Linked DNA regions of Homo sapiens: region 2 is linked to region 1. A link is a loop called in an ENCODE intact Hi-C map of the cell type or tissue named here. Cell type or tissue: heart right ventricle. All regions are shown on one strand. Links, peaks and the distances in the headings refer to the core of each region. The heading gives the core; the rest is flanking DNA.

The links. A loop is a pair of places that touch in the nucleus more often than their neighbours do. Peaks named below come from ENCODE experiments on the same cell type or tissue, not always from the same donor. Only the 100,000 strongest peaks of a DNase experiment are listed, where the experiment ranks them.
Region 2: it touches region 1 in a loop (7-fold over the local background); 10 of 110 quality-filtered maps call a loop at or near these places.

The regions. Positions count from the first base shown.
Region 1 is chr2:228,643,263-228,660,418 of GRCh38, forward strand. No RefSeq gene overlaps it. Among named protein-coding and RNA genes, the nearest start is that of LINC01807, 40 kb to the left of the region's middle. RefSeq lists an enhancer at 8,799-8,968. In heart right ventricle, for the core only: no CTCF peak of the experiment used is centred there; no DNase peak of the experiment used is centred there; H3K27ac peaks cover 2,986 bases.
Region 2 is chr2:228,324,529-228,341,684 of GRCh38, forward strand. No RefSeq gene overlaps it. Among named protein-coding and RNA genes, the nearest start is that of SPHKAP, 150 kb to the left of the region's middle. In heart right ventricle, for the core only: no CTCF peak of the experiment used is centred there; no DNase peak of the experiment used is centred there; H3K27ac peaks cover 3,567 bases.

The sequences.
Region 1 (17,156 bases), core at 4,274-12,273:
AATGAATTTCTATGGATGCTGTTTGGATGCCAGTCCGCTCTCCTGAATAAACCTTTATAAAGGGCCTGGTTTAGTGAGAAATAAGGCAATGCCTCATTTGGGAAAAGGGACATTTTTAGGTGTAGGTGCCCTGATACCACCAGTTCTGAAAAATAGGGGTTCAAAGCTCTTCCAAGCCTCAGTGACTTTATTTCCCCCAACACTTCTTCAGAGGAAGTCAATACATTCTTTTTCAAATAGAACAGCTGCCAAATATTCAAATCCTTTCTTTTTTCTTCTTTTCCAATATTCATGCCTTAAAAAATTCAAGCCTTTTAGCCAGCCATGGTGGCTCACACCTGTAATCCCAGCACTTTGGGAGGCTGAGGCAGGTGGATCACCGAGGCGGGTGGATCACCAAGGTGGGTGGATCACTTGAAGTCAGGAGTTCAAGACCAGCCTGGCCAACATGGAGAAACACCATCTCTACTAAAAATACAAAAATTAGCCTGGTGTGGTTGTGGGCACCTGAAATCCCAGCTACTTGGGAGGCTGAGGCAGGAGAATCACTTGAACCCTGAACCCTGAACCCAGAACCCCGGAGGTGGAGGTTGCAATGAGCCAAGATTGTGCCACTGCACTCCAGCCTGGACGACAGAGTGAGACTCTGTCTGGAAAAAAAAAAAAAATTCAAGCCTTTCCATGAATCAACATTTCATTAGATACAAAAACTGAGATTTTAAAATGACTAAATTCTAAGTCAAGAGAATCCTAAAGATTTAGGTGGGGAGGGTTTGCTTCACTTTAATAATGTAATTTCTGGATAACCATAAAGAATGTTCCCAAATTAACTCTAAATGTAAGAACAAGGACTAATAAATTTTTTTGCTGTTGAGAGACTAACTGCTATTAAGTTACCTGGTGCTTTTGAAAATCCACTGAGTTATTATTCTACTCTGTCTGTATACCAACTAATTAAGCAAGAACGTTTGACTCAGCTGAACTTGTTTCCAGATATAAAGAAAAGAAAACACAGGAACGAAGCCCCAGTTAAATGTTTCTGCATTCTGACTTTTGCAATTTTTTCCAAGGGACAGGATATATCCCAGTCTACCTTATATCTGTTGGCTATTTATAAATGCTCTAAAGATAGAAGCCTATGGCTGACTTTCTTACAAAATTTGTTCATTAAGCAGCCATGGTACCACCACAGAGACTTACAGATAAAAATGAAGGTCAGTGATCATTATTTAAAGAACATAGTTGATTATGAGCTCTCCTAGACAAGCAAAGGCAAAGGCCAGCATAGGAGTCCTAAATTAACCCTATGATTAAACCCAGAGTCCCTGTAGCAGTGCTACTTAAAGTGTGGCCCATAGACCTGCACCAGTTTTTGTTTATTTCTTCCAGTACACTAAGGAGGTAAGTACAATAACAGTAAGCATTTAGGAACTTCCAAAATAATCTGCAGAGATTTTATATGCATTGGCTTAAATAATTTTTTTTTCAAATTGGGGCTTCCATATTGTAGATCTTTTATTATTTCAATTAAAAATTAATTTATTTTTCCTTTATTTTACAAAGTCTGAACTGCAACTGATTAAAATTGGAAAATATTGTTCAAAAATATAAAATATGTTTTTCAAATAATTATTCTTCACAAATAGTTTGAGATTCCTTTCTCCAGTCATGAGATAATGAGTTGAATGTGGCCTTGGAAATGAGAGATGTTAAACATAAGACTTAATCTTTCTAGGTTTCGATTTCCTGGTTCTCAAAATGCAGTGATAGAGCAAAATCTGGGGTCAAACTGGCCACTAGATAAGGGACACAGAGGTTTTGTTTGTGTGTCAACAAAAATGAATTGGGATGGTTTCAGTCAGGGAGTGTGCTCACCAATTAGGACTCAGATTTCTCCACTTCCTGCCATGTCACAGTAGGATGTGTTTATATTACACCTGCGATGCTAAAGATGTGTGAGTTTGTGACCTCGAGACGAGACTATGACTGGCAAGTTTCCTTCCAGTTCTATGATTCTGATATTATGGAATAGGAATTAAAGTCATATGTTTTTGTTATTGTTACTATTTTTCTTTGAGAATATGACCCCACAGAGTAGCTATAGTTAACTTTTCTAAACTAAAGCCCTGGATAAGGTTGGGCTTTGAGAAGTCAATACTCAAGTCATCCTCCCGAGTTAAAAAGAGCATTTCCATCTGTATATATTTTACATGTAGAGGTTCCATGTAAAGTTTCATTTGATAAAAGGGGTTCATAGAAATAACTTTTTCAATAAAATTGCTCTAAATGTTTGAATCCAGTACAGTTTTAACTTGATTATATTGCATATGTGCACTTGGTCTGCTATGCTTGGCACACATCAGTGCTGGGCATAGAAAAAACACCAGCCCAATTCATTCCTATTTTACTTGAAGGGGTTGACCACAAAGTCAGCCAAGCCACTCTTTTTGCAAGATTTCCCCCTAAATATAAGTGCACACCAATAAGGGAGGGTAATGGCACCATCTGAAAGATGGAAGAAGTAGCAGGGACTGCACTCATACATTATTTTACAGTCAATGCTAGTTGGCCATGCATATAATTCAACACAAATCATGATTAATAAGCAAATGAATGGGATGGGTGCTAGAAATTATCGCTGCCCATGTACATCATACAAAATTAAATCTGATTACCTTTTGAAAGCAGGCATTATTGTCTCTTATTTCTTAATAAAAACTATGTATTTATATTTTTATCTAAATCTCTTGTTTTTAACAGAGAGCTGATATAACCACAGTTTTTCCCTCTACAGAGTTCCAGCTCTATGGCAAGCTGAGTTCTGTGTACACAGGAAATTAAATTAAATTCAGCAAATGAATGAAATTAAAATTAGGAGAAAAAAGGAAGGGAAAAAGGATGAGTTGGGGAGAACAGATAGATAAATTTTGCTAAACTTGTATATTTCCTTTCTGATTTTACTCACAGATGTTTTCATTATGAGCTTTGATGAGTCACTGTGACAAATTATGGTGTGTGACATCGTCAGCCTAAGATACTGCTTTGATCATGGCAAATACACAATATATATTGGAGCACTGGTTCTATTTTTAAAATTTGCTTACTATTTGATGACACTAAACTCTGCAATTTACATGCCATATTGCACTTAAGTATAACATGATACTATTATTTTAGATATTATTTTTATTAATCTATATATATATAAATTAAATCATAATAAACTTTAAAAATTTGCCATTGGTCACGAAGCTACTGTGTAATTACACTGTTAATCTCAGCTAGTCTCTTTCTATCCTACGTTTATCTCCAGGGTATGCCTGGAGCCATAGAGTGACTGTGTTTCCACACTAGGGTTCTGAACTTCTCTTCTGTCCAGGCATGTACAAGCTGTTCAGTCTTGTTTATATGAAATGTACAGATTAATAGTTTGTGCTTGCTTTCTGTTATGTATGTAATCTTAATTTCTGTTACTGAACTTGATCATGTAGACTTGTTTTGGCTACATGACCCAAAAGGTGTAAAACCTCTCCCTGGATGAAACTTGCTTTCCTGAGACCAAGGCATTTTGTGTGTGCCGTGGCTCACTATTCATTGTCAAAGCATATTCTGTGTGACTAATGAAGACATTTGGAAGCTGTACCTAGATGTCTTGGACTTCCCTAGGGATTGCTTGTGATCGCTTTCTCCTGCTGATCATCCTTTACCTTTAATAAAGCATTATTTAAGTATACTTTGTGGAGTCGTATGAGTCTTTTTAATATTCCAGAAAATCATAATTGATACAGTTGACATTGAAAGGTCCCCCTAATTCAAGTGAAATGACTACAACTTTGCTCAGGAGGAAAGAAGACGAGAAAAGGAGAATAAGAAATCTTTGGTTACAAAGCTGACTGCTGAGCCAGTCCCAGTCTGAGATTAAACAAGCTCTGAGATCATTCACTGTAAAGATTTTTCAATTGAATTTAGAGGTAATAGATCCAGAGCCAGGGGATAGCTAAATGGATAAGGAACAAGACAGTAAATATAAAACCACTTCCAGAGAAATTAGAAGTGCAGGATAAAGTTGCAACTGATTATTGCGTGTCTAGGAATGGAGAAATGATCCCAATGAAAGGTAGAAAGGTGGCAAGCACTTATTTAACCCATCATTCTGAAATAATTGTAGAATTGAAATTTCCAAGCAGGAAACTACCGAAACTAGGAGATATCTTATCAGGAAATTGACTAATTTCATGGGCAAATACAAGCAGCACCCAAAGGGACCTTAATGACAATAGCTTTTATGTAGTAACAAAGTTTGCAATTTTATTGCCTCTGGACACAATGGGTAGGATGCGACATTTGGTTCCAAATGATCATGGCCTTGATGAATTCAAGAACTTGATACACAACAATTGAATCTATAAGACCCTCTGTTAGTATCTGTCGTTACCATTATGCTTGTGTATGCAAATTCTCCTAATCTTACCCCTAATTTGTTAATCTGGATTAAAGAAGAAATTCAAGAGTTCTTAAGCATGAAAAGAAATTTTCCTCATCCTATTCCATTTTGATTTCAAAATGGAATACTCCACTGAGGATGTTAATATGTTGAGACTATAAGCCACATTGAATTGGTTAATATTGTTATAACAATGGGAACTCCTCTCGTATGATGTGAGCTTCAAATGTAACCTTGTTATGAAAGGGAAACTACATGAAGGAGCACGTCATGGTATTGTTTGTAACTGCAGTTACTAAACTGCAGTTTAGTGCAGGACTGACCCATGTGCAAAAGACTCAAGTTATTCAGAAGAAAGGAAATAACATATTTGAAAGGTAAATAATATATTAGGAAAAGTGAAGTCTTTAGATGGTTAATAAAGACAATGAAAAGGGGGAATATGAATAGGCTGCCTTCTAAGGTCATTGATGAACGACGGTCCCAGACTGGGCGAACTCCTCAGACATTAAAGGAGCTATGGCATAGCAACCCAATTTATCCTAGCCTTAATGAATCAAAGAAATCTGAAGGAAATGTGCAAATAAATCCACAATTCCTTTAAAACCAGATGGTATAAAGTGAAGAAAAAGGCTTCAGTTCTGAGGGGCCATGACCAAGGTCTTGGCAAAATCCCCCACTGGGAACTTAGGGCCTTCACATTTGTGGGGGTTAAATTGTCTAAAGCTGATGGAAGAACTTTATTGTGTTTGTTAAACAATGGTGCACAAGGTACTATGATGAATAAACCATTTAATAAAAATTAAATATCAATATGATTATGTCATGGAATTATAGCAGTATTACTGTAAAAAATTTAAAAGCAAAGTTATGAGCCTATATGAAAATTTGTGAAAAGAAGTTATGTGTGACAGTTGCATCACCACTTGCTGAATATCTTATTTGTATGGATGTAAAATTTGAATGAGATTTCTTCCCTTATCCAAGCTGTTATGAAAATGAATGTGGGTAAATCTGGTTTTTGTTCCGGTTTTTAATCGCACATGCTAGAAGAGAACTACCTAAAAGAACTCAACTGGTTCATTTGAAACATCTGGGATTAGCAAGAGATTTCAGTCCTAATTGCAGATATATGAAGTGCAGTTGAACTAGTGTCTACAAAGTCTGTGTTTAGTATTCTCACATGAAAACTGGAAGAAAACTGGTGGGTCTTAGAGGTTAACAGTGTATTATATAGGCTTCTACAAAGTGGTGCCTTCGATAGCATCTGCTGTGCCAGATGGGAATTAACAATTCAAACCATATAACAAGCTAAAGAAAGTGATCTATTCAGCTAATTCTTTCTTTACAATTACTATTTTGGAGAAAAGTCAGCACCAGTTTCCCTTAAGTAGGATGAACACCACGTTTACTATTATTCCACAAGGATATTTAGAATTTTTTGCTTAGTGTACAGTTTAGTGAGAAGACTTAGATTCAATGCAATTGAAAAGCACTGTCAATCATTATATTGATGATATAATCAATATGTGATATAATGTTTGGATCTAAAATCAATCTAAAACTGAACAACTGTTCTGTATAATTATATAACTATCATTGGGGGTGAATGAAGAATCCTCCTAAAAAATAAAAAATAAAAACTACAAGTGTCAGCACAAAGAAGAAATTCCTAAGAATAGCTTGACTGGAGCCACTAGTGACTTCCATCAAAACAAACAAAATTAAATTGTTTTACTTGCTAGGTCAAAAATTCAAATAAGAGTTTAGCTGCCATACTAAAATTTCTGACATTTAAGGATTCTGCTAGCCTCTATTTAGAAAGTCACACAGAAAAAAAAAAAAATGAATTACATAGCGTTCTGAATAGCAACAGTCTTTATTGGAACTCTGAAAAGTCATTGCTCACTCAAGCACATTGAGGGCTTAAAATACCCATGCTCAGATGACATTAACAGTGTTGGCACTTACTGCTCACTGGCATGTATCACCTGTCAGTGACCACTGGGATTTTAAACTATTAAGGTGCCTAAAACGTCTACCAGTTATATTCTCTTCAAGAGATAGTTTTGGCTTATTATTGACTGAAATTGCATTTACTACATAAGCAAAAAAATTTTTGAAGCTTTAAATATTGAGGGCAATTGATACAGTTTGGCTCTTGTCACTACCCAAATCTTATTTTGAATTGTAGCTCCCATATTTCCCACATGTACTGGAAGGGACCCGTTGGGAGGTAATTGAATCATGGGGGTGGGTCTTTCCCATGCTTTTTTTGTGATAGTGAATAAATCTTGTAAGATATGATGGCTTTATAAATGAGAGTTCCCCTGCACATGTACTCTTGCCAGCAACTATGTAAGACATATCTTGCTTCCTCTTCACCCTCTGCCATGATTGTCAGGCCTCCCCAGCCATGTGGAACTGCAAGTCCGTTAAACCTCTTTCCTTTATAAATTACCCTATCTCAGGTATGTCTTTATTAGCAGTGTGAGAACAGACTAATAGAGCAATAAAAAAGTTTTTTTCCCATGTACAGGACAGAGAACTCAGAAATAAGCCTGCACACCTACAACTATCTGATCTTTGACAAACCTTGACAAAAACAAGCAATGGGGATAGGTTTCCGTATTTAATACATGGTGCTGGGAGAACTGACTAGCCATATGCAGAAGACTAAAACTGGACCCCTTCCTTATATCGTATACAAAAATTAACTCAAGATGGATTCAAGACTTAAATGTAAAACCCAAAACTATAAAAACCCTGGAAGACAAACCAGACAATACCATTCTGGACATAGGAATGGGCAAAGATTTCATGATCAGATGCCAAAAGCAATTGCAACCTAAGCAGAAATTGACAAATGGGATCTAATTAAAACAAACAGCTTCTGCACAGCAAAGAAAACTACCAACAGAGTGAACAGACCACCTAAAAAACGGGAAATTTTTGCAAACTATGTATCTAACAAAGGACAAAAATTCAGCATCTATAAGGAACTTAAACAAATTTACAAGAAAAAAAATGAACAACCCCATTACAAAGTAGGCAAAGGAATGTAAATATACCCAAAGGAATGTAAATCATTCTATTATAAAGACACATGCACATGTATGTTCATTGCAGCACTATACACAACAGCAAAGATATGGAATCAACCTAAATGCTCAGCAGTGATAGATGGGATAAAGACAATGTGGTACATATATGCCAATGGAATAATATGCAGCTATAAAGAAGACTGAGATCATGTCCTTCGCAGGAACATTGATGGAGCTGGAGGTCATTATCCTTAGCAAACTAATGCAGGAATAGAAAACAAAATACCACATGTTCTCACTTGTAAGTGGGAGCAAAATGATAAGAACACATGGACAATACACACTGAGACCTATCAAAGGGTGGCAGGTGGGAAGAGGGAGAGGATCAGGAACAATAACTAATAGATACTAGGCTTAATACCTGGGCGATGAAATAATCTGTACAACAAACCCCCACAACACAAGTTTATCTATATAACAAACCTTCACATGTACCCCTGAACTTAGAAAAAAAAAGTTAAAAACAAAGGTTTTTCTTCATTAAATGGGAAGAGTAAAATATGGACCATGTAACAGAGGTAACCATATGAGATATCCATTGCATACATGAATAGTAACTGTGCTTTTAAGGGATGCCTTTAATCCTTCTGATTTACCTAATCCTACAAGTGAGTGGGAACCCACATTTGGCCAATTACTGGAGGATGAAAAAAAAGAGTTAGCATGGTTTTCTGATGGTAGCTCATGGATAGAGGGTCAACATTTTAGTTGGAAGTCAGCTGTATTACAACTGATTTATGGCTATATTCTGACTGAAAAAGGAAAAGATAAATTTAAGCAGTATGAGGTACTAAGAACACTAAGGGTATTGGAAGAACTAGATAGTGAGAAGAAGAAGAAACAGAAGGAGAAGGAGGAGGAGGAGGAAGAAGAGGAAGAGGAGAGCCTGAAGAGGAAGATGTAGTTAAGAATTATGCTGATTACTGGGACATAGCCAAAGGACTAGTAATACGTTCTGAAAAAAAGCCTTATATAATTAGATAATAAGAAAACCTCATGTGATGTACTATGTTTTGAAAAGCATTATGAACATGCAAAAGGAGAGTTAAAGAAGATAATATGTTATGCTTGTCAGAAAAACCTTCCCAAATTTGAAGGAGAACTGGAACCAACAAGTGGGTGCCATCATCCATTCTTCGGAAAGGATCACGGAGTGACATCAAAGACTGAAGGGTGATGTGATGTGGGCTTGCATACCCAGAGAATCCAGACCTGCGCCTAGGTAGTAAGTGAATTACATTGGCTTTATGCCTGTGGAGGGGTGCAGATGGGTTTTTACTGGGATAGATATTTATTCTGAATTTAGATTTGCATCCCCTCTAATGGTGACAAATGTTTTAAACATGATCAAACTAAAGCAGAAAATATCGTTCCTTTTGAACCTCCAGGTTAGATATCATCTGATTAAGAAATTCATTTTCCTGCACATGCCAGGATGTATATAATATTTTGTTGTCCAAAGCAAGTATACAGTGAATTTATCATCTGCTTCATCACTCACAAAGTGCCCACTTACCATATTGCAGGGCTGACAAAGGATAAAGAGTCGTTTGCACAATTTCAATAACACGTAATGAAACAATATGCCTGGTATTACAAGTGAGTCTTGTGTGAATATATATTGAAGAGTCCTGTGCATTCTTTCAATAACCAGAAAAGACACAAGTAAAACGGATAATAAGTGGAATTTCCAGGATTTGAAACTAAACTTTTTATAATTCAGAGCAATTAACCACTACCAGATGTACTTCTAAACTGAAATGTGCATATCAGTAGAAAGGAATTTACTACTGATCCTTAGATACACTTCTAAACTGAAATGTGCGTATCAGTAGAAAGGAATGCTGATCCTTCACTGAGAACAGATATGGTGGCTGGAAAGATAGAGTATAAGCACCTGAGAACCTGGAATGAGGAGAGGTCCTCTGAATGGGAGAAAGGCACAGATCAGAAAGATAATAAATAGAACTTATGTGTATCCCATGGTTTCCCTTAGAGCTGCCTTGTTTTGAGTCATGGCAGAACCCTATTTTAATATTGATTCATTTCAGTGGTTGGAACCTACTTTTAAAATGCCCTATTCTGTATTTATTAGATTTTTTGGGCTATAATTTTATTAGATATTCATGAGTTAGATATTCATGATGTTTTAAAATCAGAAAAGGCAATTTTTAACTCCTTTATAAATTTTTGAAATCTATGATAGTGGAAATGAAAAAGAATTACTTTAATATAGAATTCAAACAGGTTTTAGAACAAAATGTCTCAGGATTGTATTAGAGGTAACTAAAAACTGTGCCCACCCACATTCATCACATTTGAGCCATCCCTGAATTTTAGCCTCATAGTTTTTCAATGGGAGATTTTTAAAAAAGTAATTGATATAATATTGTTGAATTATGAGGTCATTATATAATGAGGCATTATATAATAACAGAGAAAATTATTATCATAAATCATGAAACTATAGCAGACTTTGGATTTATATAGTGCAAACAAAAAACTTTGAGTCTGTTTTTCAGAAGCCCAACTACAAAGACATTTTTAAATGGAAAATATTATTTTCTATCCATGTGGCCTTATATGGATTTATTTTGACATTGGACACCTCTTTTATTTGGCATTAGATACTTTTAAAAAATGTACAATTATTGCATAGCTACTATGTGTTAGGTGCTAATCCAACTTGAATATATGTTTTATACCTTTGCCTCATCTAATCCTTATAAAATCTCTTCGAGTTGGATATTATTTGAGATTTTAGGTGTGAGTGGGGTCTGGTAGGGTTGACAAAAAGAGTGTTGATGAATGTATTGGGATTTAAAAGTGAGGAAAAAAAACAACCAAGATTACTTGTGGCATTTTTTAAAATTAGGTGCAAAATTGCTTCATTTGTTAGGCTACTAAATAAAACACACGTGTAAATTGCATTTTCAACTTGTATATGTCATGTAGCTATGACATAAAACTATATGTTTACCTCTGTGTTATATAATTCCCTACTTGGAGCTTTCAATTAATTTATTACCCAACATTTCTTTCTTGTCAGTGTTCCATATTGACCTATTCAAAATGGATTGATCGATGTCCTTCTTTTTTTTTATAATGAGTCCCTGAGCCAAAAATCAGATAAGCTCTGTAAAGTTCGCTGCTTCTACAGACTATGACTTTTCTTGCTGAAAAGGCAAAGAATGCAAGGGCCTTCCTCCAAGGTCTTTGGCTCTCATGTGATAAACCTTGATAAACTAAAGGGCACAAGAGGTGAGAAGCATTGTGTTTACTTTCTGGGCCATCGGCTTGTCGGTGCTGTTATGGAAAGCATTCAGACTCTCTTGTGTTGGGCTATTGGGCTGCTGTTAAAAATATACACATAGTGAATAATGCCAAAACACAAGCAAAACTGAAAGGACTGACAGCTATAATATGAATCCTTTTTAGCATTTCCCACAGGAAAACTTTTCAGGTGGAGGGTGGTGATGGCTCTTTCCGTGCTGGCTATTTTGTTCTGTCAGGATTCATAAGATGTTGAATTAATTAACATTTGAAAGTACATTTTTACTCTCAGGAAGAACTTTAACCATGCGGTTTTAACAACTACTCAATGTTAACCTTTTATTAAAATGCTGTCCTAGATTCGGGTTTTGAACTGAAAAGTGGTTTAAGGACTCAGGTACAAGGAATGCTACTCCAGGAGGAAGAGTCCAAGAAAGGAGACTTTGACCTTCTAAAAAACTCTGCATTTTTCAGCTGCATACTAGAAGTCTACCAGGTTGGCATAAGACTCTTGTCTTCGTGATAAAAAAAATACTTGGCATCAGTTTTCCATGTGATTGATTAAGTACATAGTATTTATTTGTGTGGTGTTCTATGCAAAGTTAGAAACTCATGCTGCTCTGGGAATAGGCTCTTATTTTGACCAATGCCATAAGCAGTCTGTAGGAAGAGCTAAGAGGTGAAATGATAAAGGCCGAATGTAAAAGCTTAGAAGATTTTCACCAATGACAAATGCTGCTCCAAAGAGTCGAAAACTAGCTGTCAGAAAACCTCTCCTGATACTGAACCAAAGTTTACTTCCTCATAACTCCCACAACAGGTATTAGTTCACCTGCCAGGACCACAGATGACTAATCTAGTCTTTCCACATGACAGTTTTTCAAATATTTGAAGGCAAAACTTCTATCTCCCATGATCCTTCTCTTAAGGGAAAATACCTCCACATCCCTTAAGAATTAAAAAAAGGTCTTCAGAGAACATGATTTTGAATTCCCTCACCATCCCATCCATCCTCTTCTGGATAATTTATTTATAAATTTCTTCAACTGTTTTGGTTTCAGAATAGAGGTCAATGTTGCTGGCTTAATCTTATTTCTCTACTGCAGATGTGTTCCTTTAAACAAGAGGTTTAGTTTACTTAAAACTGAAATTCATTCCTGAAAGTGGTACCATACAGTGGCAACATGCAGTCTCATGAATGGTGAGAGTCCTTTGAAAGTCTTTCACATGAGCTTCATGCTCACTGGCTCAGGTATGCTCGCATGTACCCCACCAGTGGGAAGGAATTTGGGCATTCATTCATGTCCATTCCCCGCAAACACACACTTAAACATGTTGCAATCAGAATAAGACTGGATTCCACAAGGAAGGTGTAGTTAATACACAATATGCAGAGTTAATACTCTTCTCTACACCCTCCCTTGCTCTCTCTCCTTGCTTATGTCCTCCCCCTTTTCTCCTTTGTCCATCACATCCTGGCCATGGGATTTCCTCCTTATTTTACTATTTGCCTTATTGTGACTCATTACCACCACTTCATAACTGACAGAAGCATCCAGACATTTCATCTCCCAGGATTCAGAAGTTGAGGCTGAATAGTTGGCTATTATCTTGAAAATGTTGACACCTATTATCTTAAATCCTGATGTTGTTCGACATAATTATTGTGTGTGATTAAAAATAACACATCAGTGCTTTCTTTTTTTTTTTTTTTTTACTCTTTACTGGTGTTCTTAGTTTTTCCAAACCAATATGGTTCATTCTCACCTCTCTGTATCTACCCCATCTTGCTCCCAAAAATAAATACACACCTTATAAGATGAACAGACATTTAAACAAAGAACCATAACCGCAGTTTCTTTGGATGCCATTTGGTCACAGAGGATTCCAAGCCAACAGGTGGGTATATCAAGCTACTGACCAGTAGGGTTCTCCTGCATTCTTTTACTATTTCTACGTATTCTTCTACAAAGGAATAGGTAAAACACTGAAAAGCAACATGACAAGCCCACTCTATCACTTGAAAGTTGATGGGAGACAATTCTTTCCAAGTTGAGTGAACTGAGGGCCTGTCCAAGGGTCTCTCTGGGGAGGCCTTCTCGTCCCAACTCCCCATCCCATAGTCATTCCACACTCCAAAGCATATTTCCTTTACCGGAAGCAGCACACATCCATCCCTCAAGTGCATTTCTCCAATTCAAGGAGAGAAAGGAAGGAAGCAATGAAGTTTCCTTACATCGTGTGTAGAAAACAGTGGTGTGTGAGTGTGGTGGTGGTGGTGTACGTGTGTGCATGGGGACAGATAGATGTCAAACAGATGAAGTACGGAGCTGAGCATACTGCCTTCCAAACAACTGATCTGGGTTTGGCTCCTGGCTATTACACCATTACATGTTAGGGCTTGAGAGGGTCAAGCTCTTGAGTGTTGAATCAAATGGATGAGAAGCAAATTATCATCACTGTTGCTGATCAAGCTGAATTGGAGAATGTGTCTTGAACATTGGTCACAGTTGAGTTTCCTGACATGTCCAGATATGATGGACTGATTAGCAGATAAGGTCTGTGTCCTTAGAGACCAGCCTCTCACAGTATGACAGAGAATCTCAAAGGGGCTGGGGCATGTAAGCTGACTCTTTTCTCTGGTGTCACCAACCAGAAAAGTCATTTCTCATTCCATGGGGAGAAATGGAAAGGGAGTGAAATGAAAGAGAACAGAGGTGTTTCTCCCATTCATTACCCTCTAAGGAACTAGAATTTTCCTCCCCTTGAAGAAAACATGAGAAATAGAGGGTAAGCATTCCTTTCTGACATGAATAGCTGCACAAAACTTTTTAGTTTTAAAATTACTTTCTTATACTCTGACATATAAATAAATCCTATCAGTGGTGTTTAAACTGTAGGGCAGATAAGAATTATTTTGAGCTTTAAAAAAAGTAGATTCCCTAGGTCACACTACGTTTTCTTTTTAAACAAACATGTGTTGGGGCTTAACCCTTAAGAATTACTACTGCATGTAAGCCAATTTTGCTCTATCGTTAACAGTATGTACTGAGCCCATAAATGCTGCCCTGTGGAATCACAGAGAAAGGTTTATCTGACCATGGGGTTTGACTTCTGGTGCTCAGAATGCTCACTTAGTTACATTTGGGTGTATAATTAAACCTAAAAAATAACAAGGAAACTTTAAATACAAAGACCACCTTACAAGTCAGCAAAAATATTTACTGTTACAGTACTAAGTAAGTGCAAGAAATTAAGGGATGGTTCTCTAATCAGGAACTGCTTCTGCTTAAAATATTATTATATCAATATGTTCTTTTTCTTTAAAAATGAGAATTATAGTTACCTTAGAGAAGCATTCTCTAATAAAAATTATTGTGATGATAGAAATATATCTATGCTACCCAATACGGGCACCAACATGTAGCTATGGAGTACTTGAATGCACATAACACAACTACAGAACTGAATCTTTAATTTAATTACTTTTAATTTAAATATACGTAGCCATGTTTGACTACTGTGTGTCGTATTGAGTAGCACATCCTTAGCATATGTTTTTAAAACTGTGGGTTGAAATAAACTAACGGACTCTGAAAACAATTTAATGTTTTATGTCAGCATTTAAATAAACGACCTCAAGGAGTATAGATATTGTGAAAGTTCCTCACACATAGCAAATATGTTATTTTATAAAGTTTACTTATGAGGAAAGAGAAAAATGATTACCTGGTCATAATACAAAATGTGTTTTGTGTGAATTGTTGACTTTTGCTCTATGGAGTGTATAAAATAATAAGTATATTTAGGGGAAGGAACCAAAGAAGAAACACACCTGCAAACTGCGATGTTTTTTTTTGTTGCTTGCACTGACAGAAAAGCCAGTGAGAACTATGTGATGATAGCTCCACCTTGAGGTTTGATGATAATATTTCCAGTAGGGAAAGGATGAAAGGAAACACATGAGAAGAAACATTAATTTTCTCATAATGTTTATAACACTACACTTTTGTTTCTACAGTTCGCATTTAAAAGCCCACTGATTCTGGCCTTCCAGAACCTGAATTGCCCACCTCAAACATAGGTTCTAACTAGAAACTTAAGTGGATATGTTAGTGGACAGAGCCTGCCATGTGATACTCCTGCCAATCTTCTGGTCGAGGTTTTGATGTGCAACTTCGAAGAGTGACCCTCCGCAAAAAAAATCTCACTGGGCTTTACCCCATAGAAAGCTGAAAGGTGGCCTTCGAAGTGGGTATTAATGCAGGACCACTAACATTTTATGTCTCATTGTATGAAGAGAGTATAATTATTAAGTCCTTAAAACCTATTAATTACCATATAGATATAGAAATATGTCAACTCCGTATTCTGAAAATGGATTATATCATGGTTGGCTAATAGAATTTTTTTTTTAAATTATGTAATTTCATTAGAGAAGAGGGGAAGAGGAAGTGGTTTGTTGATGAAAAAGAAGGGATTTTATACCAAAGGGAAATTATGATTCTTTCTTGATGTTTAATTTGCATCCAATAAAATTAATTCTTCTTAAGTGTTTAGTTAGATAAGTTTTGATAATTGTATCAAAACATGTAACTACCAGCCAAAACAAGATAATGGGCATTTCTATAAACCCAGAAAGTTCCATTTTACCCCTGTTAATGGAACCCAGAAAGTTCCATTCTACCCCTTCCTTGCTGTGGGATATTACTGTACTCTTTTCCAGCATTGGAGGGTAGCTTGTCTGTTCCCAAACATCAAATAAATGGAACTATGTCCTATTTATTCTAATGTGTCTGGGTTCTTTGGCTCAGTAAGATGTTTTTGTAATTTATCCTTGTTGTCCCATATGTTACTAACTTATTCTTTTTTATTGCTGAGTACTATTCCATTCTATAGATAGGCTGCCATTTGTTTATATATTTTCTCTTTCTGGATATTTGGATCATTTCCAATTTGGAGCTATTGTGAAAAATAAGGCTGCTTTGAACACTCTTGTAAAATTTTTGTGGCTATGTATTTTTACTTTTCTCAGATAAATACATGGAAGTGGAATTTCTGAGTCATATGATAAACACATATTCAACTTTTTGAGAAACTGCCAAAAAGCTGGCCACAAGAAAAACTCCAAGGCCAGATTAATTCTATCAAACATTTGCAGGAGTTTTTTTACGCATTCAGGATGCCAGTGATTTGTAAGATATGTGCACGCACGCATGCACACACGCACATACACACGTGTGTATATATGTAAGATATCCTAGACATATATCTTATATGTATTCTTTGATAAGTACACTTTTTTGCAAAAGATTATATTCAATACTATTTCGCAGCCTATAGTTTGTCTATTCATTCTCCTATTTCTGCCTTTTGAAAGCAGACTTTAAAATTTTGATGATATATGATTTTTTTTTCTCTTTTATGTAAGATGTAAGATTGCTGTTATTACTTGCCTAAATGTTTGGTAGAATTCCCGGGTAAAGACATCTTAGGGGAGGTTGTTGATTACAGATTCAATTTCTTAAAGATATTGGAATATTCCCATTTTCTATTTCCTCTTCCATCAGTTTTGGTAATTTGTGTTTTTCGAGGAATTTGGCCATTTCATTGAAGTTGCTAAATTTATTGGCATAATGTTTTTGATACGTTATTTTTATTTTAAATTCTATCATTATTGTAGTTTAATTTCCTTGTTTTCTTTGATCCTTAGGCTATTTAGTAATGTGTTATTTAGTTTCAAATATTTTGGAATTTTATTCTTAGCTCTCCTATCCTTTAGGCTCACTTTAATATGAAGTCAGAGACAGCCCCCAGATGAGAGGGTCACGACATACCGTGAGTGTCTAGAGATGTTAGCTCTTTCCCTTGACATTGACTGTTTTTTTAGGCTAATGGGGATAAATATTATGAAGGTTTGATGCAGCATAGCAGCTTATCACCAACCTGTCCAAGTGGCTTTCCTGGACAGATTGGTAATAAGCTGGTATGCTGCATCAAACCTTTATAATATTTATCCCAATTAAAGACAAGTCACAGGGACAACTGCATAGCCTTTAGCCCAGAGACTTTACTCTAAATGCCACGAATGTAAGCCTTTTTTAAAACCTTGTTGGAAGTGCCTTTATCATATGACTTGTTGAAAGAGTATTCGTGACTTTTTAAACACAAATACTGCAGTAAAACTCCAGGAAATAGACCTTTCACACTACTTTTCCCTAATGAAGACATCTTATGAAAACTTCCTAGGCTTCTGTGCCAATGGATAATCTAAAATTAAATCTTTTGGGCTCTCCAGAAGCAGAAAGCATCATGAAGGAGAAAAAAAATTTCTA
Region 2 (17,156 bases), core at 4,108-12,107, 320 kb before region 1:
GTTTTTCAAATTTTAGGTTGATTACATCACTAAAATGACAAGCCACACAAAAACATGTTTATAAGTCTGAATCTTGAAAAATAAAACATTCTAAATGTTCAGGATGAGTATTTAAAAGGTCAAACAACAAATTATAAATGTACAAAACAATTGCAACATATATGGAAAACAATGGCCAAATTTTATAATATAAAAAGTTCTGACAGTTAACTTTTTTTAAGTACAGTAAAGTCTTTACAGACTTTATGTTTCAGGAAATTAGTATCCTACTCAGCATTGATTTTACTCTGTTTAAAGTCACAATGAATTAAAATAAGTCTTAGAAAAATAGTATTGAGAAAAATAAAATGAGGCTCAGTTTAAATTATCAAAGGAATATGGGATATTTAATCATCACTTAAATAATTTAGATATACTCACTTTTTAATTTACTTATTTGTTGTCCTAGATGTTTTATTTCTTATGTTGAATTATTGTATTTCCAAACAGAAGCTAATATTTAAACAGTATTACTACCAATTACATTTTAAATGGACTAATGTTGCATGGGCAAGTTTATCAAAGCACTTTAACATATATGGAGATTTTTCCATGTGTAAGAATCAAAAATGAATACGAAAATGTATGTTGAAATGTAAAGTCAAATATTTGCAAGATGCTCAAATTTGTCAATCCATTTATTTGTACATTCAATAAGTATTTATTATATAGTCTTAGAATGTGCTGGGCATTATGCTACATAATAAACCTATGCAAAAATATGTTATCAGTGTACATGAGACTAGAAAATTGAGGTTTTCTGAGAGGGGATGGGATGCTTAAATACAACCGCTTCTTACTTGTGCTGAGCTGTGCCAGATGTTGCCTCAGACCCAGGCAAGAGCGGGGATTGGGGCTGGGGACTGGGGAGATCATGGCTTATAAAGAAGGCCAGGGGTGTAGATGGGAAGAAACCAGAGGAAGGTGGAGCAGGGCTTCTTGGAGAGAGACTTGCCCAGTGCTTATTGACTTGGTTCTACCCTCGCCATTTTTAAGCCAGATGGATGGATTACAAGATCACTGAATTTTATAATTAAGAAGGCTCTCAATCTTATTACCCCTCATTCTGCACAACTAAAAGAGTTTTATGTCTTTCTCCTACTCTTAGGGTCAGTGTAGACTGCTCACCTGCCTGCAGGCAGCATCTAGGAATTTCCTGCTTGCTGCAGATAGTTTTTTTAATCTTTATAACCAGAAAGATCAATTCATAGCCACAGCTAAGATCCTCTAGGTTTTCTATTTCTTGGTTTCCTTGTTTGGGTGATTTCAAGGCATTTGGGCTCTATTGATTTAACATTCTTCAAAAAAACTAAGAAAACAGAAAGAATGAGTAAGAAGAGAAAGGAATTATTGTGTGTTTTTCTTTTCACAGTTGTTATTTTATCACAAAAGGTAGCACATACTTCTCAGCCATTCTGACCCCATCTCTGGTGTCTCAGTCTGGATGGTGATGGGTACTCAAACTCCTGAATTGAATGATGGTACTCAGAAAGCATGAGAACCTGGAAGAGACAAAGACAGAAGGTGAAAGTATTGGTTATCATAGCACTCTTTCTTTTTTTCTCCCTAACAAACCCAACACACTTTTTGTAAAGTCACCATTAATCTATTTTTATCAAGTTCCTGTCAATGTAGTCTTAACTGTTTGGGGACACAGTACTTACTATACAAATGTAAGTCCAATGTTTTGAATGTTTCATGGATTTATTATTAAGAGAATTAAGAATCATGAAAGCCTCAAATCAAGAAGATCATGGCAGATGGAAGGTAGGACTAGATTGCAGCTCCCACTCAGATGGACAGAGCAGTGTGTGGAGTCTTGCATCATGAACTTTTGCTCCAGAACTACTGCAGGAATAAATCAGAAAAGCCAAGAGAAGCCATGGACCCTCTGAAGGAAGTGGATTGCTCTTGCAGGACCCAGGAGATACCCCAAATACTGTGAGCCCAAACTGTGGAAGTGGAAAGGGAGATCATCCACCCCCAAACACATACCCTCACTGGAGAACCTGAAAGTCTAGATCACAGGAGAAGATTCTGAACTTACCTGGAACTGAGTCAGTTTAGACAGACGAGGGAAATACAGGGGTAGAAGAAGCAGCAGGAAAAGACCTGTGGTTTCTCTGGGTCTCCTAGGAAGCCATTTTTGCCTTGCCCCTCAAGGGTCCTTGCAGAAGGCTGCAAGAGGTACTGGGAAAAGATCACAGGGTGAAGGAAACCTCCAGCTGAACTTTGTAACAATTTTAACTGAACAAGAAGTCTCTTGGCCAGAACTTAGGGGAGGGTGTGAATCCAGTGTGCAGACTCCACAGGTGGGGAAGAACAAAGCCCCACTCGCTTTCACAGCTGGGATGCTGGCTAGCCTGGGGCAAGTTCTCAGCCCTGCTCGTCCACTGCCTGGAAGCAGACTCGGTGCTGTTGGTTGGGGGCATGCATGGTGGGAGCAAGCCTCTTTGTGACTGGCTTGTTGAGAAGTTTAATTTTATAAGTGAAAAGCAGAAAAACAATGGGTCCTCTGGTCAAGGCCTAGCTTCCCATTCCGCCTCCCTTATTGAACTATATGTGAATGAATAACCTGTGTGGTACAACTGTTCAAACACCAGGGCATTTCCTTCATCACCTACTTATTAGGTTTCATGCTTCCCAGATGACAAACCCAAACAAACTCATTGCAATTCTATTAAATTGTATTGAAACTATTTTTTTCCTAGATCTTCAAATATGAAAAGCCACAACTTTACATAGTTTTCACATATAAAAATACATACACACATACATACAAAGAAATTTACACACCAAGTGACCAGAGACTGAGCACTGTGTGGGAAGGTTTTACTCCTGAGCTTAGAACCAGACTCTAGGCTCTGGGGAGGAAGGTCAGGACAGGAGAAGTGAAATAGATCTTTTAAAGCCAAAATGTCACAAACTGCTCATATTAGGAAAACAAAGCCTCTTGATACTGATGATGAGTGGACCATCTTTGGGCTTGCAGTCAGAAGGGCATTGGCTGGCAGTAGATGCTCTACTGTGGTTATGTGGAGCCCACCTGGGGTCATGGTGATCAGAAGCCTCCGCTGTGTGTATCTGTGCCATGTCCAGTCAAGGTGGTTATCGGGGGAACCCGCCCCCGATAATTCTTTGTGGGTTCTTTTCTATTTTCCCTAAGTGTCAGCTGGTCTGAGAAATAAAGGGAAAGAGTCCAAAAGAGAGAAATTTTAAAGCTGGATATCTGGGTGAGACATTACATATTGGCAAGTTCCTTGATGCCCCCTAAGCCACAAAACCAACAAGTTTTTATTAGTGATTTTCAAAAGGTGAGGGAGTGTACGAATAGGGTGTGGGTCACAGAGATCACATGCTTCACAAGGTAATAAAATATCACAAGGCAAATGGAGGCAAGGTGAAATCACAGGACCGGGGTGAAATTAAAATTGCTAATGAAGTTTCGGGCATGCATTGTCATTGATAACATCTTATCAGGAGACAGGGTTTGAGAGCAGACAACCAGTCTGACCAAAATTTATTAGGCGGGAATTTCCTCATCCTAATAAGCCTGGGAGCACTACGGGAGACCTGGGCTTATTTCATCCCTTATCTACAACCGTAAAGCCAGCCCTCCCTAGAGCGGCCATTTTAGAGGCCTACCCCTAGGCAGGCATTCTCTTTCTCAGGGCTGTTCCTTGCTGAGAAAAAGAATTCATCAATATTTCTCCTACTTGCTTTTGAAAGAAGAGAAATATGGCTCTGTTCCGCCTGGCTCTCAGGCCGCCAAACCTAATGGTTATCTCCCTTGTTCCCTGAACATCGCTGTTATCCTGTTCTTTTTTCAAGGTGCCCAGATTTCATATTGTTTAAACAATTTGTGCAATTAATGCAATCATGACAGGGTCCTGAGGCGACATTCATCTTAAGCTTACGAAGATGATGGGATTAAGAGATTAAAGTAAAGACAGGCATAGGAAATCATGAGTATTGATTAGGGAAGGGATAAATGCCCATGAAATCTTCACAATTTATGTTCAGAGATTGCAGTAAAGACAGGCGTAAGAAATTATAAAAGTATTAATTTGGGGAACTAATAAATGTCCATGAAATCTTCACAATTTATGTTCTTCTGCCATGGCTTCAGCCGGTCCCTCCGTTCGGGGTCCCCGACGTCCCGCAACAGGTGGTGGGGCCTGGTCAGGTTTACATGGGTGTCAACAGGCTAGGTGGCCAGGCCAAGTTTATGAGAGCTGATCATGTGCCAGGCACTGCTCTAAGAGGTTTATATCTATATTTGTTGATTTAATATTGGAATAGGTATGTTGATTCATCTTCATCTTACAGATGAGAAAATTGAGGGACAAAAAGGTCCAAATATTTGCTGAAGGTTCCAGTGTGGGTAAGCAGAGGGCCTGCATGTGAACCCAGGTGGCCTGGCTATAGACTCAAAGCTCATATTTACATGCTGCTTACAAATAGGAACAATGAATTCGATTTTTGACATTCATATGGCTTATTTATTTTTTACTGTATAAGGAGGAAGAAAATGAAAAATGAAAAGACTTTTCTTATTAAAGAAGGAAAGAAAGCAGTATTTCTTGATGCTTGGCTGGGAGATTTTTCTCTCTCCTTTCTTTTCCCCTGCTCCATTGCACTCCACTTACCCTCTTCTTTTTCTTTTTCTTTTTTTTTCTTAATTGTATTATCTGGGGAAAACCATGAGAGGTGATATCTTTAATTGATAAAGTTTCGGTGCCATACAGATAGACTCTCTGGTTATATTTTTAATTATTCTTACTGCAGAGATCCTTGTGAGCAGTTTAGTCCACTTCACAGTGAAATGAATGAAGAAAACCTGCACAACTGCCTGAGAGCGGACAGAGTAATTTTGAGTGTATAGACACAGCAGAGACCTGGTGACAGATGGAAGTGCTTCAGGCGCAGTTGCCATGCACATTCTTCCATCTGTCAGCACAAGTGTGTTACTATTTTGGGACTCAATTTATCCATTTGGAGAACAATTTTCAGGCTTGTTCTTAAGGTTAAAGTGAAATCTATAACTCACTGAGACTGTTTCTTTCTAATCGCTGTGTTGCTTCGCTTTTTTTATTAGAAAAAAAATTATTGGGGGATAGAGAGGTAATCATACATGGAAGACAGGATTGCTTGGATGGGATGATAAAATATTAAAATTGAACAACAATAAAAATAAAAGTAATTATTAGGAAAACCGAGGATATCATGCCTTCTGCAGGGAACGCAACACTTTAAAAATATAGTCTGATAATAATCCATGGGGAGAAAAGTCCAGACTCAAAACAAAGGTGTCCACGTTCACCACATCAAAAAGTAACTGTGAAGCTAATTCTTGAATTTAGGAGAAATGTCGAAGAATTGAATTCTTAGCCAAGTGAAATTTTCCCCCTCATGGTTAAAGAGTCTAGAGGTTAGATCAGCCATGGTCTTACTTTGTTAAGAAGAGATGAACAAAATAACATTTTGGCAGCACTCTAGTAGTCTATAAGAGTAAAGATTCGCTTTTAGATTATATAGGAAAGGGAGCTCAAAGGACACTATATCACCTGCTCCACTCAAGGTAATAGCTAAGAAACATTGCCTCATTTTTGCCTGAAGACAAACTCAGGTGTACTTCCTCTTTTGGATTAATAAAAAATAAGAAGCTGTCATTATACAAAGAAAGTAAATCTTGCATAATTAGATGTTGGATTAAGCCAGTAATAATGCTCTTAGACCAAGATGTCTTGACACTGGCGGAATGTACATTTATGACTTTCAGCAATTGGGTTATCCAAGAGAAAATGTTTCTACTTCCCATCCTCCAAGAATGCCTTATGCTTTCCCCATCCTTTCTTGTGTTCCTCTCACCAAAATTGCCCTGTCTTCTCTCTGCTGCAGAACTGTGAGAACTAAATTTCTGTTTATAAGCTACCAAGTTTATGGTATTTTGTTATGGCAGCACGAATGGCTTAAGACACAAACTAATTGCTAAAGGCAATATTAATGTTTTTAGGAGCTCTTGCCAGTCAGCTTCTAGCTTTCCCTTTTGCCATATGTACTAGATATGGGGTGTACATATTAAAGAATTGTGGAAAAATTCCTCCCCAAACCAAAGATTTGCTCACTCAAACACACATTTCAGTGCGTATGTGGACAGACTGTGTCTCTTTAAGATTGTTTAATAATGTATCAAATTTTAGTTCTATACAAAGTACTTCAAAATATATCTATTTATTATGACCTACACCTCATGAATGACATGCAATGGCTTAAGTTTTGAACATTTATTCGAGTAGAAAAAGAACAAAACAAATTTTGACTTAGACCTTTAGGATTGCAATTGACTTTAGAGGACATTTCTTTCCATCACACATAATTTGAGAATTTTCTATGATCCTGGGCAGATGAATGGCTAACTGCTCTCCGGATACTTCTTATAACAGCATGCTGACTTCTCCACAAGGAAACTAGTTCCATTATTAGTTTACAAATATTTTACTTATATTTGCTGAAAGCTTCCTCCCACTGGTTTTATTTCTGCTCTTCCAAACTTCACAAAATAATATTAGTGTATGTTCCAGGATACTGACTATTGGAAATAGATATTATTCTAAAGCCTGTCATCTGCAGCTGGGTCTTTCTAAACTGTAGCATGGTTTTTGGATGACCACACCATCTTGTTCATCTCTTTTTGTTGTTTTCTAATTTGTTAATATCCTTTCCATAGTATGGTGACTGAAACATGAAAAAATGTCCCAAGCACTGGATCATTCCATTATTCATGTTCTTCTCTCTAATTTTACCACCATAAGGCTTTCCCCCTTCATGGCCATTTTTAATATTTTCTATTTGTATTAATTTTTAGCTATTAAACTATGATATATTACTTTTTTGTTTGGAATTTGCTGAGCTTCTTGAATTTGTATGTTGTTCTTATCAGATTTTGGAAATTTTCAGACATTAGTTCTTCAAATGTTGCTTTTACTCAATCTCTCCTTTTTTTGGGAGGCTCCAGTTACACACATGTTGGGCCTTTTAATTGCTGCTATCATCGTGTGTTGGGGTGTGATACGCTTTTCAGGAAAAGGCAGTCATTTTTGTGTCTGTAGGGAATGGTCGCTCATTGTTTACACCTGAGTGTCTCCTTATATTTTTGCCCTCAGTTAAAGGCAACTACCTCTTTGACATTTATATTTTCTTCCCAGCAACAAGTGCATCTAATACCCGGTTAATTTTGGAAAACAGAAGCCCAGCCCCCTGCCTCAAGTATGGGCATCCCTGAAGAGCCAACTCAGCTTCAGAGCACACTCTGGGACTGCCTGAAGCCTCTGTTGCTACCACATTATAGTTATTTATTCTTCAATCGAATCTTACCTCTATTACCTTGCAGTTGTTTTTCAAAAGAGCAGTGTTCAATAGAACACTCACATGGAAAGGTGACACATTTCTTGCGATGGGTTCTCATATATCTCTTACATTCTGCTCATTACTATTATTATTATTACTGTTGTTTAGTTGGGTTATTTTCTATTCACCTGTCTCAAGTTCAAAAATTGATATTTTCTGCTGTTCAGTTTTCTATTACAAACGTTCAAAAAGTTCTTAATTTCAGATATTGTATGTTGCAATTCCAAAATGTCCATTTAATTCTGTTTTACAAAATCTGGTTCTATTTGAAAATTTTCACCTTTTTTATTTTTCTTCTTTTTGATTAGCATATTGATTATAACTATTTTTAAATCTTTGTTAATTCTGAATAATCTCTGAGTTTCAGTCTGTTGATTTTTTCTCTTAATTATTGGTGCCATTTTATGCCTCTTTTGTGTCTAATTATTTTTATCTAAAAATAATTTTTATTGTGATATGTTATAGAGCACCTAGATTATACGAATCTATTCTAAAGGATTTTAAGTTTTGTTCTAAAAGAAAGTTAAATTACTAGCAATCCTGTTGGGGGCTTGGACCTAAGCTTGTTATGTCTAATTTAGCTTTGTCCTTAGCCTTAAATCATGATTCTTACTCCAGGGCATGGCCTACTCCATTAGTCTCAACAGAAAGCCCAAGATATTCATCAGGGTCTCTCCTTATAGCTATACCTGAATTCCAGTAAGTCTCCATCATGCGGAGATTTCTGAAATCTATGCTCATCTCTCTGGGCTCCTGGTGGCTCTTCCTTGCTCAGTGTTCCAAAGTCTTTCCCTGTGCATTGAAGTAAATTTTTTTGCACACACTCAGGTCTTTTCTGTGGGTCCCTCCTCTCTAACAACGTGCCCTTCATTTCCAACTGCCCTGGCAACCCAAACTTTAGTCTTTGTTTTCTCAACCTAGAAGGACTGATGTTTTCTTTCTTGCATCATAGTTTTGAAAAATGTCCTGAATGAGAAAGCAAGAATGAATGTAGGCTAACCTGATGTATCATCACTTCTTTTGAGGATCTTAGTATTGATTGCTGATCAATGACTTCAGTTGTACACACACACACACACACACACACACATACACACACACATAAACATATAGTTACTTGCCACTGGATGGCAGGTCAGATATCAACTAATCTATTATGGTTAGAAAAAAAAATCCCTGTTATTACTGCTTTATTTTATCATGCCACTTCTTTTTCATTTTCATAAGCCTGTGTATCTGTGTTCATGATATTGCTGTAATGTTTTGTGCTACATGTCTTAACTTTTTAAAAACTATGGAAACAAGGTACAGTGGCTTGTACCACAATAAATAAAGATACTATGCTTTTTTATGCAGCCTAAGATTTCAGTGTTTAATATATCTATGAGATGGTTTGAATCTGTGTCCCCGTTCAAATCTCAGGTTGAATTGTAATCCCCAGTGTTGGAGGTCAGGCCTGGTGGGAGGTGATGGGATCATGGGAGAAGATCCCTCATGAATGATTTAGCACTATCCCCTTGGTGCTGTCCTCATGATAGTGAGTGAGTTCTTGTGACATCTGTTCATTTAAAAGTGGGTAGCACCTCCCTGCACCTTGCTCCTATTCTAGCCATGTGGTGTCTATGCTTTCTCTTTGCCTTCTGCCATGACTGTAAGTTTCTTGAGGTCTCCCTAGAAGCTGAGCAGATGCCAGCATTATGCTTCCTGTACAGCCTTTGGAACTGTGAGCCAATTAAACTTCTTTTCTTTATAAATTATCCAGTCTCAGGTATTTATTCATAGCAATGAGAGAATGGACTAATGCAATCTACATCATGGTTTTCTTTTCTTGGCTTTTATTGAGTTTTTAAGCAGCTTCTTCATATGAGGTGATCTTAACCAGGATCTCTCTTATCCAGTTCTTTATGATTCGGTTTGAATCTGAGTGTAGGCCTGTATATATACTACTGTTGAATGTCATCTCATAAATTTTGTATAAAGTTTTCCTAGGGTATTACTTTCTCAATTTTATTAAAAATTGCAACTTTTATTTTATATACAGGGATACATGTGCAGTTTTGTTACATAGTATATTGCACCCAGGTAGTGAGCATACTATCCAATAGGTACTTTTTCAACCTGTAACCCCCTCCTTTCCTTCCCCTTTTAATAGTCCATAGTGTCTTAAATCTTAATCTGCAATGTGCTAAAAGAGAAGTTACTAGTAGTCAAATAAATACAGCCCTTAGTTTATATTCCAACCCCAAATATAATTTATCAGACCAACAAGTGATAAGTTCAATCAGTAACAAGAACTGAAATTTAGCTACCCTCCAAAAGCCATAAAATCATCATTAGCACTAAGATATGCCATTCACAATTTTAGCAAGTGCTATTTCTGGTCTGAGTGTAAGGTCAAATACCTGACTGATGATACTGAGGACTGACAGCGGAACAGGAGTGACACAATCAGCAACTGCAAACCATTAAAGTAATCTGATGACACAGATGAAATTAATGCTGATAATTATTAGGGATATTAGAATGATTTGTGTTTATTGCCTCTTATAGCAGCATAATTCTGCTCCCTTAATAGAAGCACGTAAATGGTAACTTAAAAAGTACAATTTAATGATGATGAATATTATTAGTATTAAAAAGTTATTAAATTTATAAATATTTATTTAATGTTTCATTTCTACAAAGCTCTTGGGAGTACTTCTGTAAGAAGTATTATGATATTGGAAAGTAAAAGGATAAAAATCAATACAAAATAAGACTTGTTTTCATATAGGTATATTAGTTCAAATTGGAGAAATACATTGATGTTACTCTCCAGCTTTACACTTTTTGGAAATATGTCTATTCTATATTAAACCACAAAAATGCTGCTAATATAGAAACAGCCCTAAAAATGTACAGCGAATAGAAAAAATGGTGCACTGTGTATGTGATTATTTTCTCACTAAAGATGATAGAAAACATAATTTTAAAAATGTTATAATGAAAGTGGTAACCAAGAAAAATGCATTCATTTATTGCTTGCCAGAATTCATTAAGGTAGGTATTATCTAAATTTTTCAAAAAGGGAACTGTTTCTTGGGGCACACACAGCTAGAATTCAAATCCAATTTGAAATGACTGTAAAACCTTAATTTACACCCATAAAATTCTACTTTTTTAGTGATTTATCTGCTTTCTCTAAGAAGGGGAATCTGTTCCATTCTCTATTCATACAGTGATTTTCTCAATCCATGTAACAAATCATCAACCCATATAACAAACTCTCAATGCCTCTTATAGTCATTTCAGCCATTAGCTTCTTTCAGAGAACATTGCACGAGATCTAAACAAGGAGTTCTTACTGAAATGGCAATCAATAAACTGGTTTTAAAGAAAATTATAGTTTATTGACTTCTTAGACAGCAGTGTTTCCCATGAACTGCCAATTAATTTGATAAACCAGTGACACATTGTCAAAAGTCATACTAGAAAAGTCTTTCTCCTCACAAACAGGTTAAAAATGTCATAAATCTTGCTCCCTGCATGAAATAAGCTCATTTTAGAGGAAGCACTATTTGTCACAGAATTTATTGAATTAAATCATTACAGCTGATTGTATTCCAAAGGTGACTTCACAATATCTACTCTTCACTTGTGGTTCAAGGACATGACCTTGACATTCCCTGTCAAAGGTGAAGTTTACTTCTCCAGCCCCCTGGGCAGGCCCTATAATTCCTTTGGCCAATAGAATTGGGTAAAATGACACACTGAAGTTCTATATAGCCCTTAAAAAGCCTGCAGCATCAGCTTCCTGACACTGGAAACACTTGCTTTTGGTAAACTCCCCCTGGGAACCCATCAGCTATGCTCTTAGAAGCTCAGATCACATACAGACTGTAGACTGTGTCTAGGGACTTTGGTCAACAGCTCCAGCTAAGCTCCCAAGAGACATCTAGCAGAAGTTGAGAGCCATATGAGTGAGCCTTTCTGGACATCCAGCCTAGTCTAGCTTTCAGGGGACTGCAGTCCCAGATATCTGTATCTGTAATCAATAATTACTGCATTAAAGAAAGACCCAAATGAGAAGCACCCTGCTGATTCCAGTCAGCCTATGGAAACATGACCAATAATAATAAATGGTCATTTTAACCCACTAAGTTTTAAGATGGTTTATTATGTAACAATGAATAACCAGAATAGTCACAAAAACACTTTAGGTGTTTTCTGTGTTTTTATTTTGCTTTAAGCACCAAGAAGTATTTGAATAAACCCAAGTGCTTTGCCCAAGGGTACCTATATAAGAATCCTGATTTTCAAAGCAGCAGCATGAAATGAGTTACTAATTTTATCTTTACTTAGTACATGTGGACAATAGATACAGAGAAACAGTATCACTTGGCAAAAGTCTCAAGCAAATACTAATTATATGCTAAACTTACACAAAGATTTATGTAACCTTTCTATTACTTTGGCTTTGTGACCTCAGGATAGATCCAATATTTTCAGGTACTGAGAATTTGAGAAAGGACATTGTAAAGTTGATCTAGTCTCAATTACACCCTTGACTTAAGCCATTTTTCATGTACCACCCTAGTCTTTATCTGAATCACACATATCAGTTATAATATTCCTTGTTTACTCATTTGTGACTTTTCTAGAAGCATTGGGGTATCATGTGAACTTCATGTTTTCTTCCCGATACTGTTGATACTTTTAGATATGTCTTAATTATTCCCTTCTTTTGATCTTTTCTGCTACTTCTTTAGTTCCAACCCTTTTATTGCTCACCTGACTTTATAGAATTTGGCTATTGTTGTGCATGTTGCCATATGGTTATCTGAGCCCTTCTAGAAATAGTGATTTTTACTTCTGACATTGCCTGAAATATTTTTGTGCAATTATATTTAAAATGTACAGTAATTTCACAGAATAATAATATTTGACATCAAGTGACCATGTGTCCAGACCTACTCATCATAATCTGGATCCTGTCAAATCCACCAGATCGTAAGCTGGGAAGACCCACAGCAGTCTATCATAAGTCTAAAGTGGTACCATCAGGATCAGGTATGAGCAGGCCAGAGGGTACAAATAAGCAGAATGAGCAATGCACTCCCATGCCCTTTGCTATTATTGTACAATTTCTACTCCATCAGCTCAGAAATATAACTATAACTGAGGATCCAAAAAAGGCCAAGCTTGATTAATAAATGGATATCCTTAGGGTGTGAGGTACAGCCTTAATTCAGAGTGTCCTCAAAAGCTAACAGTGTGGGGAAACCCTCCCAATAGTCAGAATTTTGGATAATGTCCCTGGTCATACACATTGTGTGGAAATATAAGCTAGCCAGGGTAAGAATACATATGCTCTCATGGGAAGTGGCAAAAATGAGAGATTAGGAATAAATTAATTTGGGGAAAATAAATTAGAACAGACTGAGGCACAAAGTTGAAAATCTTTGTGTTGCGCATTTTCACACACCAAATAATATCAACTATGGAAGATGAGCAAAATTACCAAGCAGACAGGATCAACTGGTCCGTTGATACAGTCCAGTTTCTTTTCTGGAAAGAAAAGGCTAGAGTGCAGTGGCATGATCTTGGCTCACTGCAACCTCGGTCTCCTGGGTTCAAGCAATCCTCCTGTTTCAGCCTCCCAAGTAGCTGGGACTACAGGCACACACCAAGACACCTGGCTAATTTTTTGGTATTTTTAATACAGATGGGGCTTCACCACATTGGTCAGGCTGGTCTTGAACTCCTGACCTCAGGTGATCCACCCGCCTTGGCCTCCCAAAGTACTGGGATTATTGGTTATCTTAATGCTGGCATAGTGGGTGCATAAACAGAGCAGCCAGGGTGTCAAGGATAGAGGTGGCCATGAGCCTGATAGTTTGGGTTCCCACTCACCAAGGCTGACACAGCTACTTCCACTGCTGGGTATTCAACATTCCCCAACAAAGACTACTCTGGGATCCCATCTCTCAAGGAGACAAACAAGTCATCAAGTGGCAACTTCCATCCTGGAAGGAGCACTTACTCATCTTGGTCAGAAACAACACATCTTCTATCAATAATTACAGGTTTGCTGTTTACGTACTCAAGACCTAAACCACTACCACTATCTGAGGACTCACTGTTTGATTTAGCAAGGATTACATTTTACAGCAAAGGAGATATGACTGGGAACATGATGATGGGGCTCACAATCTGCAGTCACCAGAACCTGCCATCCTGATAGATCGATGGCATGGCCTTTTTAAGGCATAGCTGATGTTCCACATAGAGATTATTCTCTGTGAATATGGGGAACCACATTCCAGGATACACTATATATACACCCTAAATTAACAATTATTTTATGATGGTGTGTTCCCAGTACATAGATTACATTATCTGAGAATCAGGAAGTAGAAATAGGAGTGAGCCCAGGTACCACTTATCACTTTATTTCCTCTTGCCTCTCAGTATACCCTTTATTATCCTGTCTTGTGACACTGGTGTTGGACCTTGCAAGTATTTCTCCCTTGTCAGCTGGCAATGATGCTAAGCTTTGTCAGTAAAAGGCACTGGAGAGACACTGCGGGAGGAAGAGGCTTTTCTTCCTGGTTCTATTGTGCTTTTCACTTTTCTTGCTCCATGGTGCTCAACTAGCATGTGGGACACCAAGTGGTGTCCATCCCAAGAGAGTTTCAGTAATACCCACACCGGTGGCTCCCAAGTGAATTCTCCTGTCTTCCAGAGAATTTAGCAGAATCAGTTCCCTAGAGGCAGTTTCCAGAAATCCCACCAGTGTCCAAGAACTTCAGAGCACGTGACCTAATTGACAGATGGAAGTCTTATTGAAAACTTAGTTACAGGGATACAGCATCCTTAAAATATGGGGTTCTGCCTCAAAGGATGCAGTATATGTCCTGAATTAGAGACCATTACATGATGCTCTTTCTCACGTAGTCAGAATACATGAGTTCCAAATTACCAAGGAGTTGAAGTAGAAATGGCCACTCTTACTATCACACTTGAAAACTTAACTGGAGGAATTTTTGCTTCCTATGCCAGGTATATTTTGAGTTCTACTAGTTTGAAGTCTTAATCTCTAAGGAAAAATGCTATAAAGTAACAAAGCAAGGATTCCATTGAATCGTTTTATATTTGTTTCACCTGTATGTTGTTTCCTTTCACATCCTTTCTGCGCCTTCTTTTGGATTAATTGAATGGTATTTATAATCCAATTTTATCCTCTCATTAGCTTACTAAATATATCTCATAGTTAAGTTACTTTAGTGCTTTCTTTGGGTTTATAATATACATCTCTAACTTACCACACACAATCTACCTTCAAGCTATGTGATACTACTTTATATACAATATAAAAACTTTATAAGAATCTGCTTCTTCTTTTCTGACATTTGGACTCTTGTTATTATACATTTTAATTATAAGTATGTTATAAACTTCACAAAACATTTCATTTCCTTTCAAAATTCAATTACCTTTTAAAGAGATTAGATACTAATTTCTAATATGCTTGCTTCCTTTATGTAGATAAGTATTTCTGTCTAGTAACATTTTTCTTATTGCTAAAGACTTCCTTTAACATTTCTTATACTGCAGGTATGCTAGTAATGAATTCTTTTAGTTTTTATTTGTCTCAAAAAGTGTTTGCCTTGGTTTTTAAAAGATATTTTTGCATTTTAGTATGGCAGTTCTCTTTTTCAGTGCCTTCAAGATGATGCTCCACTGGCTTCTAGCCCTCATTATTCCAGTCAAGAAGTCTGTTGTTATTCTTGCTTGTTTTTTGCACACAGTGTTTCTTTATTCCTCTAGCTGCTTGTCATATTTTCTCTTTGTTGCTTGCTTTAAGTTGAATGGTATAGTTTTCTCCAGGTTTCTTGTGCTTCATTGAACTTCTTGAGCCTAAAGCTTTATCATTTCCATCAAATTTGAAAACTGTTCAACCATTATTTTTTTGGTTTTTTACCCCTCTCTTTCTTTGGAGATTAAAAATGCAGGTTTAATAGACCACTTCATGTTGTCACACTACTCTCTATTCTATGCTATTTTTTGTTGGTTTTTTATCTCTCTCATTTCATATAGCTTCTCATGCTGTTTTTCCAAGTTCACTAATCTTTTCTTCTGCAATATCTTAGCTGCAGTTAATCCTATCCAGTGTATTTTTCATGTAAGATATTATTGTTTTTATCTCTAGAAGTTTGAGTTGAGTGGGCTTTTAAAAATATATTTTTCATGTCTTCAAATTTCTTCTATATTTTGGAGCTTATGAAACATAATTATAATGCTTGCTTTATGTGCTTATCTGCAAATTATATCATATGTGTTATTCCTGAGTCAGTTTTTGCTGACTTATTTTTATTTACATTGTGGCTCATATTTTTCTGCTTATTTTCCAGCTTGATCATTTTTGATTAGATACCAGACATGCAATTACCAAATTGGATACTGAATATTTTTATATACCTAACTGTACTTTTTAAGCTTAGCAGTGGGATGTAATTAAATTACTTGAAAACAATTCAGTCTTTTCTGGTCTTGCATTTAAACTCAATAAGGCAGGAGCAGAGCAGAATTTACTCTAGAAATATCTTCCCCCCATTACTCAGGTAAAAGCCTTCTTGTTATTCTACTCTATGCCCTTTGAATTATGAGGGTTTTCATTTTGCATTCTTTCATTCAGAAGGTAGGAACACAATCCGTTTCTGGCCGTTGGTGAACACTGAGTATTTATAATTCACTTGAATCCTTTTATATATTTTTGGTAGTTTTTTTTTACTTTTTTACATGCGCTACTCATTACTCAGCTGAAAACTCAAGGGGGGCTACTCTGCAAATCTCAGGAGCTATCTGCATAAGCATCTTTGTTGTTCCTACTCTCTACCCTACAAACTCTAGCAATCTTGACCTTCTCAAACCATTTTTATGGTTCCTCCTAACAGTGAGATCAACAGTTCCTACCCAGGTCTCCTCCCACTCCAGCACTATATTATGGAATTATGCTCCAGGCAGTAGTCTGGGGGTGACCATAGAGCTCATTTCATTTCATTTTTCATCTCTTGGGGATCTCGTTCAGTACCTGATATTGCATATCTTGAACATTTTGCTTAACATATTTTGTTCTTTTTGATCAGGTGGAAGAATAAATTTGGTCCCCACCATCTCATTTTGACAGGAATAAGTCTCTACTTCCATTGAATTTGAAGATGAGACTATTAGCTGGCCACCTGGGCTTCTTAAGCCACGGAGTTGTCAGCAGACAATAAAAGGGGTTGCTCTAACGGCTGAAGTGTTTGATTCCAATAACCAGGAGGAAATTAGGTTGCTGCTATACAGTGGTGGCAAGAAGCACTATGTATAAAATCCAGGGGATTATCTGGGACCCTTCTTGATACTAACTTAATGGGAAATTACAACAAATGGAAACAATCAAGAGTACTGAGGACTTAGACCCTTCAAGAATGTAGTTTTAGACAACTCCAGCTAGTGAAAACTCAAACCAGCTGAGTTTCTGACTGAAATACCATAGTTGGACCCAAATTTTCACATATCTCTAACTTCTCAAAGTCCTCTTCAACTTACAGTCATTTGTAACATGTATAATATCTTTAAGCATTTCTTTGAACATTCCCTTTACCATATTCCTGTAATTAAAATGTGGCAATTCCTTAAGGACACTGTTTGGTGGACAGTTCTTTTAAGAAATGTTTGTT